Linked DNA regions of Homo sapiens: all the other regions are linked to region 2. A link is a contact called in ENCODE Hi-C data. All regions are on one chromosome and are shown on one strand. The core of a region is the stretch at or near the end of the contact, and the rest is flanking DNA. Distances in the headings are between cores, read along the strand shown.

Region 1 (3,246 bases), core at 372-2,871, 8.1 Mb before region 2:
TTGTAGAGATCGGGTCTCATTATCCTGCCCAGGCTGGTCTCCAACTCTTGGCCTGAAGTGACCCTCCTGCCTCGGCCTCCCAAGACATGTAGGCATGAGCTACTACACCTGGCCCACATGATCTATTTTTTAAAAAAAATATTTCTTCTTACTTCAGGATCCTAATTACTGAATTCTTATACTTTTAAGAAATGCAGTGGTTCAATGCATACTCCTTGTTTCCCTCTAATTTGTCCTATCAAAATGCTGGCCTTCTGATTTAATGAAATAATAGTATGATGCTACCATTCTTTGTTTTGTCAACCTAAGCACCTGGTTCTTCTTGACAACTGCACATTCTGCTACATGCTGTGATGACCAGGAGAATCATTTAAATTTTTATTTGGAGGACTCACTTCCAACTTGGAACACAAGCTGCAAAGGAATTCCCTACCAGCATGCCAGCACATCATTTGGAAGTTCAAGGTATTCTTGCTCAACAGCTGCACACACATTAAAAGTCCCTGGGGTACATGGCGCCTGCTGCCTGGGGTTGGACTCTGTCGCCGGGGATTCCAGAAATTAGAGTAGAATTCACAGCTCTGCCTCTCCACCTGCTGTGAGGTCTTCAAGTTACAACTCCGCCGCCTATCAGGGACCTCCGTGATTAGTAAGGGAGAAATTGTCATATTTTTCTCCCTAGATCACAGGTCTGAGGAAGCAGTTTCCCCAAGATTTTGTAAAAGTGGCTTTATAATTAAAAACATTGATTTTCCTATTAGAAAGGCTACTATATCCTTTGGAAAAAGCTTAGAAGTAGTCCGTGAGTCTTGGCTTCTTGCCGTGGCTCCCCCAGGATATGATCTTGGGCGAGTAACCCAGCAGCCCTGACTCTGCTTCCCCACTTATTAAACAGGTTACTAACACTGTCCTATCAGGTAGGACAATGAGAAGGAAAGAACCAAACAAGAGGAGTATCAGACGAGACCACCAGACTTAAGATCTAAAATCCGGCGTCCTCTGGAGGGCGGATGAGAAGAGGGGTACACTTGGCGGTCTGGAAAATGTCCTGGGGCCAGTTTCAGGTTTAGGAGCTTGTGGGTAGCGTGGTTTCCCACACGCTGCCTGGCTTCCTACTCTCCCCCGCAGGGGCTGCCTCTCCTCCCACCCCGGAAGGCCGGCACCGGCTTCCCGCACTCGCTGAAGCCCGCACGGAGGCCGGGTGAGCCTGCCGCGGCCTCCCCCTCCCACGCCCCGACGCCATGGGCCCTGCTCCTCTCCGCAGACGCTGCCCTCCCGCCTCAGGCCCCGGGCCCCGGGCACCGGGCCCGCCCTGCGTCCTGAACCTCGGCATCCCGCTCTCCGGTCCACGGGACCCTGCTCTGCGGACCGCCGACCTCTCCGCTCGCGGCTGGCCTCCCTCGGGGCCCGGGCCGGCCAGGCCTGCTCATTTCCTTGGCGGCCGCTGGCATAAGGCGGCCACACGGAGGGCCCGGGACAGCGGTCTGATGGCGCAGCCCCGCCTTGCCCCGGCGCTCTGACCCGGCCAGCGGCCTCACTCACCGCAGCGGCGCGTGCCCGCAGACAAAGGCCGGCGCCGAGCCCGCAGCAGCGCCAGCGCCGGCGCCGGCGGAATGGACTACAACTCCCAGGAGTCTCCCCGCGAGCCCGCCCGCCGGGCCGTGGGTCTCGGCGGCCCCGGCTTCCCAAGAGCTCTGTGGGAAATGTAGTTCTCTGGCGCGCCCTGCGCTCGGGCCCCGCAGGTCCCTAGGGCGCGGGGACCTCAAGCCGTCCCGTTTGGACTGGTAATCCGGAGACTCACAGCGGTGACCTGTCAGCGGACGCGGAGCCGGGACGGAGCCACGGCCGCTCAGATTAGCAGGATCTGATTGACAGCATCGGGGTAGCAGACGCTGAGCCAGGGACTCAGGAATACAGGGTTCTTGCAGGGCGTCGCGGAAGGAAACGAAGTTTTTGGGAGAAATCCGTTTGATAAAGCCTTGGCGGCTTCGAGGTCATGTGTTGAGCCTCTGGCTGCATGAACAAAAGCGAAGCCCGCTTTCATGGAGCTTCTGTGAAGAGCAACAGGAACACAGGCAGTCCAGTCGTCCTGAGATACTGGGAGGAGCATGGTTGCTTTTGAACACGTAGGAGATAAAGCCTCTCTAATAATGCCTGTTTTTTTTTTTCCTTCACTCTGTCTCCCAGGCTTGAGTGCAGTGGCACGGTGTCGCCTCACTGCAACCTCCGCCTTCTGGGCTCAAGTGATTCTCCTGCCCCAGCCTCCCAAGTAGCTGGGACTACAGGTCTGTGCCACCATGCCTGGCTAATTTTTTTGTATTTTTAGTAGAGATGAAGGTTTTACCATGTTGGCCAGGCTGTCTGATATGCCTTAAGCCTCTTTTAAACGCACTTTTCCAGGATCGGGGCCACATCCTGGAGCTGTTCTGCCTGGCCGGGTGTATCTCTGGGTCCCTGCCTCTGGAGCCCCTCTCCGTAGATGTGTCTGTCCATCCTCTTTCGTGAAGGACTAATAAAGAATGCTTCCTCTTGCTATGTTCTTGTTCTCTACCCCAAAGCCACAGATTTGTTAAATCAAACAACTTAATTTCACTCAATATGCAAAGGTGTCTGTAAGTAATAAGTTGATTCCTAAATGTTAGCTTTTACTATTGCACATCATTTCTGAATTTCATTCAACATTTATCCGTTGAATCCATTTTAAGTGCTGACACTGGGGATACGAATGTGAGCAAGACACACTCCGTGCTCCTAGGGAGGAGCTGACAGTCTGGTGGAGCAAACAAACACCACCTTCCTCACATGGGGGTCGGGGTGTTGCACAGCTAAGTCCCAGAGTGTGTGGTGCAAACTGTCCTGAAGCTCCCCATTCCTGAACTGCCCCAGGTGGCTCCTCTCCTCACTCCTCCCAAGTCTGAGAAAGGGGTGGAGGGCGGCACACAGCAAAGGCCAAGGCTCAGAGTCCTAAGGCTGCGGCCTCTGCTTCACACAAGGGTACATAGGTTCTGTTAAGGTCAAGACCGGCTGTGGACACTAGGACAAGTTTCAGATCCTGCCGTGAAGGTACATGACAAAGCATTGGTGGGAAAAGGTGGCTGTGAGGGGGGACCATCGTCACTTTTATAGATCTGCATAAATTCCCTTAAGGCGTCTCAGGAAAGTGGACACATTGAAGGGCCCAAAGCAGGGGAGAAAGCTGTTAGGATTGGGGTTGATGTGACCCCAGCCTCCATAGACAGACTGCCC
Region 2 (3,074 bases), core at 324-2,823:
CCTGCATACCAGCTCCAGGATTCCCCACCCCTGAAATGCCTGGGACCTGTCTGGGTCCCTGAGGAGGGCCACCTGCCCCTATATTAATGGGACCAGGACCCTGAATTCCACCAGTCATAGGGCCTCTTGAACTGGGGACAGGGCCCCTCATCTCCAATCCTCTTGCATCCATGCCCCTTGCTTCCATCCCTCTGGTTTCCATCGCACAGGTCTCCATTCCTCTCCTCTCCATTACACGTGTCTCTAAGACCTCAGTTTCCATGGCACGAGTCTCCATCGCTCGAGAATCTCTACCACCTCTACCATCCATAGGTAGACCCCTTTGATCTATCATGGGGCCTCTGGGCTCTCCAATTAGCAGTCTGGGATCTCCTAATGGCCCTCCCCTCATCTCATGTGAGGAAGGGCCACGAGTGTCATGACCAGAGGCATGATGCATGGGGGGACCCTGATGGGGTGGACCCAGATAACCTCTGGGCTCCACTTCTCCAGTGACTGAAAGCAAAGTCCCTCCACGTGGGTCATTTGGAGCATCTCCTAACAGTCCTCGAGGAGGCAGACCACCAGGAGTCACGGGTCCGCGAGGTATAGGAGCTCTAGGATCTGACATCTGCACTTGTCCCCGCTCTAAAGGCACTGGGCCAACCCCTGGCATTCCAAGTTGGGGCTGCATTGCTCCTCCAGGAGTTAAGGAACCAGGACCAGCTCCGGGAACTGCAGCTGGTATTGGCCCTGGAGCTGGAATTCCACCCTGGATAGGAGTCTGCATCAGAGGAGGAATGTCCTTCACAGGTCTTCTAGCCAAATGCTGAGGCTGAGGAGCTGGAGGATTCTGCTGGTTCAGCAGAACATTAGGTCCTGGGCAGAGCCCAGGGCCAGGGCCAGGGCCAGGGCCAGAGACAGACACAGACTGAGATTTGCCTGGGATCAGTGGTGTGACATGTATCTTCCGATGCAGAATTTTCAGAGCAATCTCTGGATCCATGATTCTCATCACTACTTGTGCCTGCAACAGTGCATAAGCCAGTTGTGGATTTTGAAGTAACATGTTTCGAGCTTCCTGGTGGCTGTTTTGGACACAGAGCTTCATCTGCTTCATCAGCTCAAACATCTGCTCCGGGGGGAGACTGGCTACTGCTCTGGTAATCGATTCAGGGGCATCTTCTGGATCGATGGGATCCCCATAGGGTGAGTCAATAATGGGCGCTGCAGGCCCAAGGCTCTTTAACTCCTCCTTATTCTTTTCACTGGCAGCATTGTCCACCCGAAGCGCTCTCCCACTGAACTCCCGCCCATTGAGGTTCCGCATGGCACTAAGCGCGGTCTCCTGGTCTTGGTATTCGCAGAAGCCATAGCCCTTGGGTTTTCCCGTCTCTCTATCGTATACCAGCCGGAAACTGACAACAGAACCAACCTCCGAGAAAATGTCCTTTAACTGCTCCTCAGTTGCCTCATATGGAATGTTCCCCACGAACACGGAACGCAGTGATCGATCCATTGCCGGGTCTCTCACCGCCAAACTCGACATGATTCCGGTTGTGCAGACAGCCGATAGCGGATTCTTCGAGGCGTCTGTCCTCTTGCGACCGACACTTCCGCTGAGCAACGGAAGCGGCTTTCAAGATCCGGGCAGAAACTTTACTAATTCGCTTGAATCGTTCCGCTTGCCTGTGGAACCTGCATCCCACTAACAACTTATCTAATGCTTTCAGTCCCTGATCCTTCATGGTTCTGTCAGCTTCTTATTACAGAGTCGCATGATTCCTTTCCCATTTCACGTTCCGCTGACTTTCTGTGGGGCCCCAACAGCCCCACTACGACACGCTTGGTACGAGATGACCACAGTAAAGATGGCCGCATAGACTTCACCGTAGTAACTGGGAGGGGACTCTTCCCTTGACGTCAAAGGCGGTTTTGCTTCCGTTCCGCTGGCGGGAAACCGCCAACCGAAAGCGGATTTAAGGCGGCGTGTTTTTCGTTCTGACAAAGTATTTTCATGTGGCCTTTTATTATAGTATAGTTAAGCTAGATTTAAAATCACATTCCAGACTGAGGGAAAAGCGTAGTCGTTTCAGCACATTTGAGATTTGCCCCTTAAACTAAAACAGTATTATATCTCCTTTTTAGAACAACGTTTTTGGAAATTAACTGACAAGAAATATAAACTGAAGCGTGTGCCGGCTGGGCCCTGCCCCCATTCTGTTGCTTCCTATAACCGCTGTTAATGGATGGGTGGCAGACCCTTCTAGGTTTTTCCTGAGCACACGGGCAGCCGTCGTGCTATTCCTAATATTACGGTTTTCTTCCTTAATAACAACCGATTTCAATATTAATTGGTGATTAAATAAATTAGTGATTAATTAGTTATTAGTATTTTATGGCTTCAGAGTATGGAATAAAGAAATTTACTTAACTATCCCTACGTTGATTGGTTCTGATTTTTATTATATCATGCAGTGAGTCCACCACTTCCATGAAGGGAGAAACAAATAGCGGGTGTTTGTCTTCTGCTGTTAGCTTTGCAGGTAGGAGTTAAAACATATTCAGTGTGGTGTTTCCCCGCCTGCAATTCGAAGCTAGAACTGAAGCTTGGAGAGGGCTAGGTAAATTCCCAAGGACAAGCAGCTGGAAAGAGGCCAAGTCAGGATTCTAACCCAGCTTGGTCTCGCATAGCTCCAATTCTACACTGCCTTACGTGTATTGAATATATGAAATGAAGCTAGTGTGATTGAAGAAATGAATTTTAAATCTCATTTTTTATTTAAATATAAAAACTAATGTTCAGTAAGCTATTGGAAAACTTTTTTAGTATTTAGAACAACTTGGATATAGAATCTACTTTTGCAATAATAAATTGTGTTCTAAATAAAAATCATTTTGAAGAACACTAAGACAAAAAATAAAAACAAATAAAAAGAAAGTATTTCCAGTCAAAATTTAACATACTGGTTGAGGTGTGCCATACATGTAACATACATGAAAGATTTTAATGATCAAATACAAAAAAAGTAAAAATAGCCCATCAATTTTATATTTTTTATAAGTCGAAATGTAATATTTTTATATATTTGAGT
Region 3 (3,235 bases), core at 321-2,820, 8.6 Mb before region 2:
AGAGATGGGAAACTTTTATTGTTTTGTTTTGTTTAAGTATCAGATTGGAAATTATTGGCAGGAAATGTTTTTAATTACATTTTTCTGATATTAAACCCAACACAGTTGTACTTTAATATTTTCCCTAGGAGAACTACTTATTTTACAACTATATCCCAGTGTATCACCCATGATCAGCCACATAATTTGAATCATGCATTATCTTCTCTCCACATTCAAATTACATACATTTAGTATTTGGCTACTTAAAAAAAAATCATTAAAAAGTAACAATTTAAATCCATTGATGGGAGAACCTCAGTTAGTTTCAAAACAACAATTCTTGCCAGGCGGGGTGACTCACGCCTGTAATGCCAGCACTTTGGGAGGCCGAAGCTGGAAGATCGCTTGAGCCCAGGAGTTCAAGGCCAGCCTAGGCAACAGAGGGAGGCCCCATCTCTACCAAAAAAAATATTAACAATTAGCCGGGCATGGTGGCATGCACCTGTGGTCCCAGCTACTCGGGAGGCTGAGGCGAGAGGATCGCTGGAGTCGGAGGTGGGGAGGCTGCAGTGAACCGTGATCGCTCCACTGCACTCCAGCCTGGGCGACAGAGCGGGACCCTGTCTCAAAAAATAGATGAATAAATAAATAAAAACAATTATAATGGAAGTTTGGATAGGAATTTAAAACATGTGGCAACTAACCCTGACCCTGCGGCTTCAGTCTCCCCGCCGCTAGCTGAGGGCCGTGGCCGCTGCACAGAGGCTTGTGAGGATTCGGGGGTTCAGGCAGCGCCCGCCGCGCATCTGCCAGACGTGCGGCCACAGGGTAGGAGCAGTAAGAAGGATCCAGGGAAAAAAGTCCACGAATGAGAAAGGAAACCCAGCGTTTGTAGGGCTAGGAGAACAAAGAAAGAAAATGCTGGCGGCGGAGGGCGAGGCTCTGCGGTGCGTGGCAGATGGGAATTTGCTCGGTGGCGGCTCCTCTTTCTGGAGAGCTTCCCAGCGTCCCCTCCCCCGCCAGCCCGCGGTGACGCGCCCGGCACCCACCACAGCCGGCTCTCGGCGCCGTCGCGCCTTCGCTCGCCCGCTTAGGCCGTGCTCGCGGTGGCGTGGGAGACAGAGAGCCCAGGGAGGACCCTGGAACATGCAGTGGTATGGAAGACGCCTAAGAAAGGGCTTCTCTTTCCACTCACGAAAATCAGTGTGTGAGCTCGAAGCCATTTCCCAGCGTGTCCGCCTCAACTCCCTCATTCAACAGATGAGGAATTCCTCCAGGGAAATGCAGTGATGCGCTCACGGCTGCCGGCGGCCCAGCGCCAAGGGGCGCTCCACAGCCCCGCGGCCCGAAGCCCTCGACTCGGCTGCCACGCAGGCCCCGCGGCCCCGCTCGGACTCCCAGGATCGGCTTCCGAGCGGGACAGCGCTGCAGTCCACGAGTCCGGGCAGGGGCGCCTCCAGGCCGGAGCGGTTTCCTGCCTCGGGCACTCTGCTGTCTCCACAAACGGTTTTTGGAGGCACACACACGGATACTTTAAACACGTCGGTGATGAATCGGTACCCAGCTGCCAGTGGCGGAGCTTCCTGGGCGGGGCCGCGGGCGCGCGGCGGCTTCATTTCCTCGCGCGCGCCGGAAGTGGCCTCTCAGGCGCGGCGGCGCGCCCGGGGGTGGGTGGCTGAGGCGGCGGCGGGCCCAAGGCGTGAGGCGCCGCCCGGGTGTCCCCGCGGCGCAGGAGGCGGTGGAGCGCAGAGCGGGCGAGCGCGGTGAGTACCTGGCCCGGCCTCGCCCGCCGGTCCGCGACTCCCGCCGGCTCCGGCCCGGGCGGTGCGGGCGCCGGGGCTGCGGGCTCCTGTGTGGTCGGGTGGGGTCGCCTAGCGGACCGGTCCTGCGGGGGGCCCTGTCTCTCAGGGATGAGCCTGCCGGAGTCGGCACCGGTTTTAGGGAAAGCGCGGCCAGAGACGATTGGTTCGCTTGTCAGTGTTGGGTTTTGTTTTGTTTCGTTTTGTTTTTACCTATTCATCACCATCTCTGCTCCTCTCAGTGGATAAACTTTTTAATCAGTGGTGACCTCGTCATCGCGTTAAAATAGTTCTGCCCTCAGCCCCTCTTTATCTGTAGATGGCAGAGCGAGCGCCGGTAAAGATGCTCTGTCGTGGAGGGCTCAGTGGGGCGGAGGAGATGGGGAGCCTCTGGCGTTGTCGGAGAATGCACCTTAAAAATGACTCTACCCTTGAGCAACGCAGGAAGCACGACAGTGATACTTCTGTTTGTGATGATGGTATTGGCGGTATGATAGTTTGATTATACATCTGAAGCTTCTCTTCCTGAGTCCTTGGCTTGTTAAACTTGGAGGTATTTTCTAGCGTGCTTTTGAGATAGATATGGGATGTCGTGACGTTTCACCGTCATTCAAGGCTCGCGGGAGCAGGGCCTTCATGTCTGGTAATTAATGTTGTTTTTTGAATGTTGTATTAAAATAGTAGCTTCGATCTTGGAAGTAAGAAGCCAAGTATTTTAGGACTGAGTGTTAGCGTTCATTTTGTATTATTGTTCTTGTACCATTTGTTTAAAGTTGTCATGTAACTAAAAGAATGAAAAAAGATGGATTTCCAGTATTTGTGGCTCAGAGGATTTTGGCCTAAATAAACACAGTTCCAACCAGTTTAGAAGCTGCATTTTTCTCTTTGTTTTTGTCGAGGCATAAAATACATATGAAATCAATAAGAGCACGAATCTTAATTGTACAGCTCAATGAATTTTTACATACTTATTACCCTGTGGAACCACCAGATATATCAAATTATAACCATAGAACATTTCCATCATCCTATTTTCCTGTGCTTCTTCCAAGTCAGTTATATCCTTGTTTTCCCATCTGTATTCTAACTTCTCTTATCTGCTTTTAGTTTTCTCTGTTTTGAGCTTCATGTTAATGGAATCACGTAGTATTCTCAGCATATTGTTTGTGGGACACACCCATGCTATTTCATGGTATTGTATTATTACTGTGTAATAGTCTATTGAATAATATGTGACTACTCTTCAGTTGATGGACATTTATGTTCCCAATTTTTGTATATGATGTGTTTTGGATATTAAGAATACTGTGGGCCTGGCGTGGTGGCTCAGGCCTTTTATCCCAGCGCTTGGGGAGGCCGAGGCAGGTGGATCACTTGGTCAGGAGTTCGAGACCAGCCTGGCAAACATGGTGAAACCGCATCTCTACTAAAAATACAAAAATTAGCCAGGCGTG
Region 4 (2,816 bases), core at 213-2,712, 6.6 Mb after region 2:
CCAGTCATTTTATTTCCAGTTTTCTCATGCCTTTTTTTCCCCCTCTGGCTTATCTTTTATGCTGTTTAGTGATCCTCTTTGTGTCTTGAATTTGTCAGTTCTGAATTTTCATTGCATCTTGGGCACTTATTCCTGCATTAATCAATTAACAGTTTGCTTTGAATATTACCCAAGTTAACAAATGTTGTTATTCTTCAGAGACTTTTGGAAACTCCCCACATTCCTGTGGTTCTAAGGTTATCACACAGGTGCCAAGTCACACACTTAAACGCCAGTTCACAAAGACTAATTAATACCTTTGATTAAGTGGCTACATTGAGTTTATAGTCAGTAATTTTTCCCTCATACAAACCAGTTGTATTTATAACAAAATTTAAACATCATTTTACCAATGGAAAAAATGTTATATGCGATACAAATTTCAAATCTAATTCATTCTTAAGGTGCAGTCACTAGTAACCTGTTGTGTGTCTGTAACATCTTGAGCAGGTTTCCCAACCCTAATGAATCAGATTTCTTAGTAATGTGCAGAAATTACATTTTTTAAAAACATATCCCTCCCTTTTGTCCAGTGCTTCTCTTGCCAGCATTGGTATGTCATCTGATGTTTCAGAAATTGGCTTGGCTTTTTTTTTTTTTCTTTTTCTTGAGAGAGTCTCACTCTGTCACCCAGGCTGGAGTACAGTGTCGTGATCTCAGCTCACTACAACCTCCACCTTCTGGGTTCAAGCAATTCTCGTGTTTCAGCCTCCTGAGTAGCCGTGATTACAGGCATGCACAACCATGCCTGGCTAATTTTTGTATTCTTAGTAGAGACAGGGTTTCACCATGTTGGCCAGGCTGATCTTGAACTCCTGACCTCAAGTGATCCACCCGCCTTGGCCTCCCAGAGTGCTGGGATTGCAGGTGTCATCCACTGTGTCCGGCCCAGAAATTGGTTTATTTTATAGTACAGGCTTCCCTCGGTGTCCATGGATTGGTTCCAGGACCTCCCATGGATACCAAAATCTGAGAATGCTCAAGCCCCTGATTTAAAATGACAGTATTTGCCTATAAGCTATGCACATAATCCTGTATACTTTAAATTATTACGTCATCTCTTGATTGCAAATAATACCTAATACAGTGTGAATGCTATGTAAATAGTTGTTATACTGTATTGTTTAGAGAATAATGACAAGGAAAAAAGTGTACATGCTCAGTACCCATACAATTATTTTAGCGAGTATTTTCTATCAGCAGTTGGTTGCATCCATGGATGTGGAACCCACAGATACAGATGGGGCCAATTGTATTTCACAAAAGGGCTATCCATATTTGAAGTGAGAATGAAAGGAGCCAGTATAGAGGAAATGATTAAAGTGACTACAGGGAAAGATACTATTTGAGTCAGCGGTATCTTGACAAAGGGTGGAAGGAAATGAGAGTAACAGCACAGATGTGAAACTCAGCCTTAAAAAGGAAGAGATAGTCTTACTTTCGAAACAAGAAGATGAAAGGACTCTGATGTAAGAGGGAAGGGTATGGGATGTAGTATTGCTAGGTTCCTTTCCCTGCAACTTCAGGTTGGTTACATCACTTGCTGAGTTGTATGACGGCCACCTAGGAGGCAGTTCAAACAAGGACAGCAAAAGAATACAGACTAAGAAGAAAGAGAGGAAAGTCTTACCAGTTAACATCAGGAGCTGAACTGAAATTGAAATGAAATGCAACTGGACATGTTTAGACTCATTTTCTTTCATTTACAGGGTAAGATTTGAGTTAATGATACTTTTGTTTTGTCGTTGGTAGTAGGCTTGATCCTGGGTGTTTTTTTTTGGCGGGAGGGTGTTGGGGGAAAAAGAGAAATCCTCCATCCTGTTAATGGCTTAGAAGTGCATTTTACTGAGTCTTTCTTCATAAAAACGATATTCTGAATGTTGGTGACATTCCTTGGCCAATCCACATAAAGACAGTCTTATAAAAATCTTAATTTATCTTTGTACATTTTCATATTATAGCTACTGTCTTAGGTTTATTGAAATAGGTACATAAGAATGGTATAAAATGTCATAATCTCTAGGTTAGTCTCAAAAATCTCATTACTTCGTTTTCGTTCTCAACCAAAGCAAGCATATTTTTCTGGACAGTTTATGGTAATGAGCCAAAATGGTGCCAGGCAACTTCCTTGGGACAGAAAATCAAAACTCTAATACAAAGTACGAAGTTCAGAGAAGGAAGATAGTCTTTAAAAGAAAATTGTTTCAGGTGGAAGAGATAAGTCAAAGAGGAGCATTTATTAAAACAGAGGCATAACTTGAGATGTGGGGCCATTAAAAAGAAATGTTGTGTTTTTATGAAGATCCATATAGCATTGCTAGCTTTCCAGGTGGAGAGCAAGGACCTCCACTGTTTTTTCTACTAAAGCTTTATTCCAACTTCTTCTAACCCTTTCTTCCCCCACTTTTAAAGATATTTGGGATTTGTAGTGTTCAAATTGGGTTAACAAACATAAAAGGATGTTTTCTGGACATAAAGGAAATTTGATTTACAGACTTTTTCCAGGATTTGTTAATAAACAAACGCTGACATCTTAGAATAAATTAAGTATCAATACTACACGAACTGAATTTAATATTCTTTGTGTTTTTTTCATAATTTAAAACAATTTAACAAATTTCAAAATGTTTAATGAAAAAGTTAATAAAATTCTCATATTTTTGTACATTATTTAATGTAAAAATTACTGTACTTCCTACATTGTATTTGAAAGTATATAATGCCAGACACAGTCGCTTAGGCCTGTAATTCCAACACTTTGAGAATGTAACAGCCAA

The links. A loop is a pair of places that touch in the nucleus more often than their neighbours do. Pooled maps may share reads with other maps.
Region 1: a loop to region 2 is called in a pooled map, with 13 times the contacts of the local background. The contact joins the promoter of ZNF32 here to the promoter of CSTF2T in region 2. A Hi-C loop is called at or near these places in 4 of 50 pooled maps.
Region 3: a pooled map shows a loop between it and region 2 (20-fold over the local background). The contact joins the promoter of CSGALNACT2-DT here to the promoter of CSTF2T in region 2. A Hi-C loop is called at or near these places in 4 of 50 pooled maps.
Region 4: a pooled map shows a loop between it and region 2 (11-fold over the local background). The contact joins the enhancer-like site here to the promoter of CSTF2T in region 2. A Hi-C loop is called at or near these places in 2 of 50 pooled maps.

The regions. Positions count from the first base shown.
Region 1 is chr10:43,647,260-43,650,505 of GRCh38, forward strand. ZNF32 (zinc finger protein 32) reads right to left here and starts at 1,622. Exons shown (of 3, transcript NM_006973.3): 1 at 1,543-1,622. The region is part of intron 1 of ZNF32-AS3 (ZNF32 antisense RNA 3); the gene reads left to right. It overlaps ZNF32-AS2 (ZNF32 antisense RNA 2), which reads left to right. Exons shown (of 3, transcript NR_047558.1): 3 at 310-760. RefSeq lists a silencer at 1,128-1,647.
Region 2 is chr10:51,698,022-51,701,095 of GRCh38, forward strand. CSTF2T (cleavage stimulation factor subunit 2 tau variant) reads right to left here and starts at 1,574. Exons shown (of 1, transcript NM_015235.3): 1 at 1-1,574. The coding sequence starts at 1,528. All of the region lies in intron 3 of PRKG1 (protein kinase cGMP-dependent 1), which reads left to right. RefSeq lists enhancers at 1,262-1,841, 1,966-2,654 and a silencer at 2,408-2,702.
Region 3 is chr10:43,136,823-43,140,057 of GRCh38, forward strand. CSGALNACT2-DT (CSGALNACT2 divergent transcript) reads right to left here and starts at 1,571. Exons shown (of 1, transcript NR_186456.1): 1 at 2-1,571. It overlaps CSGALNACT2 (chondroitin sulfate N-acetylgalactosaminyltransferase 2), which reads left to right and starts at 1,623. Exons shown (of 8, transcript NM_018590.5): 1 at 1,623-1,745. RefSeq lists silencers at 920-1,119, 1,250-1,309, 1,480-1,979, 2,090-2,159.
Region 4 is chr10:58,281,334-58,284,149 of GRCh38, forward strand. The region is part of intron 2 of CISD1 (CDGSH iron sulfur domain 1); the gene reads left to right. Among named protein-coding and RNA genes, the nearest start is that of CISD1, 14 kb to the left of the region's middle. Within about 2 kb of position 1,463, at least 6 of the 41 ENCODE cell types and tissues checked have a DNase peak (open chromatin) inside an H3K27ac peak, as active enhancers do.